2 separate regions of the Mus musculus genome follow, and region 1 is linked to region 2. Evidence: chromatin loops called from intact Hi-C (ENCODE). Cell type or tissue: heart. All regions are shown on one strand. Each heading gives the region's core, and the rest is flanking DNA. Links, peaks and the distances in the headings are about the cores only. Region 1 has its middle 210 kb from the start of Snhg14. Region 2 has its middle 140 kb from the start of Gm29729.

Region 1 (2,824 bases), core at 283-2,782, 130 kb before region 2:
AAAATGAGTGTTGTAAATTAGCTTTCTTCAGAACACAGAACTGTTTTTAGAATATGTTTTCAAAATCCTCATAGGTGTAATGTATACTACAGTACTTCCTGAGGCTTCTCCTTTTTTTTTTTTTTTTGCTTTGAAATATAGTTGTCATATAATACAGTAATTAAAAATAAATTAAGGTATATGTACTTACAGAGAGTAAGAAAGCATTAAGGTTCATACTGATATTACTGCTGAACTACATTTCATGAATGTTATGTAGGAATTGCAATTAACCTTAGGAGGTCTTTAATAAATAACATAAAGAAAACAGTGTTCAACTAATATAAAATTCATAAACTAATTTCATTGTGTTTTAATGACAACATGGGTTATATTGAAGTCCAATTTTAACACCCAAAAGCTCTCAGCATAAATTATGATTCCACTATGTGCATATCAGGAGAACAGTGCTATAGTAATAAGACACTAAAGGCTTCCTCTCCACAATGAATTGTTTATTGTTTTTAACCACAGAAAATATGCTTAAAATTGTACAAATTTGCAAATTTATTGCTTGCTATGACATTTTTCCTTCTCAATCTTTGATGTTTCATTCAAGATGAAACAGAGAAGGAAAAAAATATTCTAAAATAGCTATATTTAAGGCTACAGAGTCTTAATCGAATTAATTTTGTTCTATGCCTCTACTTTAGTATTTTAGCTCAAACTTATCATTGTGATGAGGTATTATTAACAACAATACCAGTCTATTGACATATTTTATATGTCCTATAATTGTAGCGCTTCAAACTATTAAATGTACATCAGACAAAAGGCACCATCCTAGGTATAATGGACTATTCTGCCAAAACTGTACCATTGATATATCTACTTTTCTTTTTTATTGTGAATATATATGTGCATGTTTATCTGTAAGTTGGTATTTCACAGATAGATGCAAGGACCCTCAGATATTACATTGTATTTTATATAGATTTAACATGTTCCAATAAGTTGCAGTAGGTTAAAATATTGCTCTTGCCATTGGGTACACGAATTGATTTTTTATTGGAATTGTAATTAGAATTTGTGCTATAATTAATTATTACAATTTAATGTTACAGCAAGATACAGTTTAATATTTTTATCATAAAATATATACAGTAAACTTACAATTCTGCCTCGTCCAATTCCTTAACCTAGAGTATTATATATCCTGTCTTTATGTCTATTCTTAATTTTCTATTTGCCCACAATTACGCCATTCTCTAAATCTATACAGGTAAATACATTTGTGTTTGTGTGTAATACTTTATGAAGCCAAAATTCTACTCTTTACAGCACATAATATATAACTTGATCATAGGGAATTTTTCATGTAGTTAAATTCAGAATACAATTACTGTAGAACTCCAGATAACATGAAATTATAGATAAAACACTACTTTTTTATTATTTTGGAGGTAGGGGGTAATTGTTTCAATGAGACTAGAGGAAAGACAGAATTTCTAATACTTAAACTTTCCCCATAGAAGAATATAATATCTGTTACTGCTAGGAGAAAAAAGGAAGTTACTCTAGGTCATATGTTCATTGTACCTATTAGAGGACATTGCACCTGGTTTTCTCATTCAAGGCCTGAATGTACTTTTTTGAAAACAGAAAAACAAATGTGAATATGGAAAACTTCACACATATTCTGTTTTCAAAATTTGTGAAAATTCAGTATAGCATATGTTTAAATGTGTAGTGTAGTGTTATGAACATGGTCATATTTCTTAAGTAATTGTTCAAGTTTATGGAAAATTAAGTGTTAGCTCATTCATTTGGTACCGAAAATGTTCATGTCCTTAGGGAACACTTGCTAGCATCATTTTTAGTTTATATAGGAACAGGGCATGCATAGATAAAAATGCAATTAAGTGGTTATTTAGAATAAAATACTGTTAGATATATGACAACAATGTCAGCTGACACAACACCCAAAATAGGGATAGAGAACCTGTAGTGACTGGATCCAGAGGTTGGGCAAGTCTTCTGGTTGAGGGATGGGGCCACCTATTCATCTCCAACGTTTAACCCAGAATTGCTCCTCTCTAAAGTATTTAGCAGGGATTGAAGGAAAGGCTATCCAGAGAACACTGGCCTGGAGATCCATCCCATATACAGACAGTAAAACCAAACATTATTGCTGATGCCAAGAAGTGCTTTCTAACTTCTTCCTGATATCGCTGTCTCTGAAGAGGCTCTACCAGAGCCTGACAAATACAGATGCAGATGCCCAGCGACAATCATATATCTGAGTACTGGGACTCAGATGGAAGAGGTAGAGAAGAGATTAAAAAAGCTGAAGGAGTTTGCAACCTCATTGGAAGAATAACAATATCAACTATCCAGATCACTCAGAGCTCCCAGGGACTAAACCATCAACCTGAGAATACACATGAAACAATCCATGGCTCCAGCTCTTTATGTAGCAGAGGATGGCCTTTTCTGGCAACAAAGGGATTAGAAGCACATGGTCCTGTGAAAACTTGCTACCTCAACATAGGGGAATGAGTGGGTTGGGGAGAAACCTTGTCCTAAGATATACTCTACTTACTGACATGAAAACTACCTCCCTGAGAAATAAATCTATGTTACCAGATAACACCATATGAGATTTGAAAAAAGGGAAGCAAGGGACAACCCTTTCCATTTGTGATTCCTATGAAGCACAATGACCAGCAATAAACCTGAGGGTACAGTAGTTGTATTAATGCTCTTCTTAACCAATAGTTCTACAATTAGAGTTAATTAAGAAGAAGGAAAGCATTCCTTACTCAGAACTTATCAAATCATCCAG
Region 2 (2,824 bases), core at 88-2,587:
GGACCTGCTCTCCCCGCACCCCCCGCCCGCAATAACCCAGTATTTGCCTATGTCTGTTAACTTTCTAACTAACCCTGTTAATTCTCTTTCAATGTGTTTGCCTTTCTTGGACTTTTCACTACTACACAGTGATTAGAAGGCACCTGGCCCTTTGAGGAAATTCTCTGATTTACCACCAATGTCTCATCCATCGATCCTTGTATCCAATTACACAATATGGATGTGTGGGACGTTCACAGTAATATAACCCATGTCAGGCATGGAACTTCACATTCCCTTACTGATTAAAAATCCTGAAAGATATCACATCCACCTGTGCCTCACTGTCCTAACCCCTCAAATGACCACTTTTTTGGAGCTTACTATCCCTTGAGTGCACTGCCAGACTGCACTAGGCATAAAATTAGCAAGGGAATACCCAAAATTGTCTAACCTTACACTTGGCATGTCAAAGTTAACCTCACATGATGCTTCAAATATTATTTTCTGTGTTAATAGGTATCACATTATATGCTGTTATGACCACATTATGATCAATAGGGATTTATGTGGCCCTTCTAATTGTCTTGACTTATGCCCCCTTACTCTTCTAAATGGTGACTGCCTCTTTAGTGTGGTGTATTTCCATATGAACCTGTTGGAGAAAGTGTGCACTGGGGTGACTGCATGAATGTGACCATTGGCATCCAGGTTGGCTGGAAAGCCACTTCAGTCTGTGTCTGATGTCCCTTCTTCTTTCTAGCCACCATTACCTCCATTGTCAGAGATAGCCTTAACTGTTTTAATGAACAATGTTTCCTGTTTATCTCCTGAACAGTATTGAAAAATGGCTATTCTGATGGGGAATAGCATTTGGATGCCTTTGGTAAATATCACCAACATACAAGCTGACACTCACTGGCGCAGATGGCGCAGACTCACGTACAACCCCTATTTCAGTAAAAAGGGGGATTTTGGTTTTACAGCTGCCACCACTGTGGCATTCACTGAAGGAATTGCCAGGGAAACAATAGCTATTCTTGACTTGACCTGGACAGCCACTAGAGCTGAAACTGTTAATGCTTTTGTCTCTAAGTTAGCTGAGGTACTACAGGGATAGGAGGTACTAAATTAACATCTTTAACAAGGCCCCCACATTTTACAACAACAGATTGACATACTAGCAGAAAGGTTGGCCCTTGGTTGGGATAGGACTCTATTTATACCCCAGGTTTCACCAATCTGCCTAATTCCTTAATCTGGTACATAACACCACTGAAGCCTGACAACAGTTGCCTCAATATCTTGAAGGCACCTGGTCAGACAAATTCCTTAACTATCTGTGCTATTAAGGGAGAACATAGCTAACCTCAATATAACCAGAGTATCTATGCTATCTCTAGATGTAGTAATCTTGGGAACAGTGTGGGACAATATTAAGAGGCTTTTTGACCCCTTGTTATTAGTCACTTACACTATGATAGACCATTGTATTTGAAAAAATCATATTCTAAAACCTGGAGTTACCATTTGCCTTATCCAGCAAAGTGACCAACATCCACCTCTTAAAAGTAGTCCTTGTCATTTAGAATTGATTGTGCCTACTCCATTGGTTTTGGACTTAATAGAAATGCATTAATTTGCAACCATCCATTCCTGAAGAATAACAATTTTTGGTCAGATTGGTTTCTTCAGATAATATTGCGAGCTTCAAAGCATTAATCAATTAAGCTTGATAAAAAATATTTCTCTTTTTTTTGGCATAGAACTTATTAATACCATCTTCTTAAAAAGATGTTCTTTTTATTATTATTAGATATTTTTTCATTTACATTTCAGATGCTATCCCAAAAGTGCCCTATACACTCCTCCCACTGCTCCCCAACCCACCCACTCCTGCTTCCTGGCCCTGGTATTACCCAGTACTGGGGCATATAATAGTTGCAAGACCAAGGGCCTCTCCTCCCAATGATGACCAGCAAAACCTCTCCTTGGCATATACCCAGAAGATGTTCCAACAGCCTTATTTATAATAGCCAGAAGCTGGAAAGAACCCAGATGTTTCCTCAACAGAGGAAGGGATACAGAAAATGTGGCACATTTACACAATGGAGTACTACTCAGCTATTAAAAACAATAAATTTATGAGATACTTAGGCAAATGGGTGGATCTGGAGGATATCATCCTGAGTGAGGTAACCCAATCACAAAATACTGCCCTTCCTATGCTTAGTATGGTATTGAACATGAGAGCAAACTGACCCTTGTCAAAGCTTAAATTTACACTGGCTAAAGCTCTCCCAAAAGCAGGAAGACAATTTAAACTTCAAAAAGTTCACCCCTAGGCCATGCCAGTAAGAGTGAGACCTGCTTGGTCAGTAGTCCTTTCAAACTTGCTATTTCTATACACCCTGAGGATGACTTTACATTTAGATGGTATACCCATTAAAGGGTTACTTGACACAGGTGCAGATGTCACTATAAATATATAAAATTAAGCAATAAGGTTCCCCCATTGGAGATTCTGGTCTGGTCCCTTCAATACAGAATTTGGAAGCTACCAAGCCACCAAAATGACTACCTGACCTGTGATGTTCCCCACACACTTTGGGAAAAAGATATTCTAGAAGACAGGGATGCCATACTTACTAGGCTTTTTTTTTTTTTTTTTTTTTTTTTGACGATGTTATGCAACATGACAAACTGGACTGCACAGGTCACAAAGTCAGGGATTACCCCCCCAAATATACTGGCGACTCTCCACCCAACCCCAATTGACATCAAGGTACCTGAACTTATAAATTTGGTCCGGTAGTGTGAAGCTGACATCTGGGTTGATCAGTGG

Evidence for each region. Hi-C counts contacts between places; a loop is a spot of excess contacts. Peaks named below come from ENCODE experiments on the same cell type or tissue, not always from the same donor. Only the 100,000 strongest peaks of a DNase experiment are listed, where the experiment ranks them.
Region 1: a loop joins it to region 2, with 2.7 times the contacts of the local background. A loop is called at or near these places in 2 of 42 quality-filtered maps.

What each region holds. Positions count from the first base shown.
Region 1 is chr7:60,663,719-60,666,542 of GRCm38, forward strand. No RefSeq gene overlaps it. Among named protein-coding and RNA genes, the nearest start is that of Snhg14, 210 kb to the left of the region's middle. In heart, for the core only: no CTCF peak of the experiment used is centred there; no DNase peak of the experiment used is centred there.
Region 2 is chr7:60,793,595-60,796,418 of GRCm38, forward strand. No RefSeq gene overlaps it. Among named protein-coding and RNA genes, the nearest start is that of Gm29729, 140 kb to the right of the region's middle. In heart, for the core only: no CTCF peak of the experiment used is centred there; no DNase peak of the experiment used is centred there.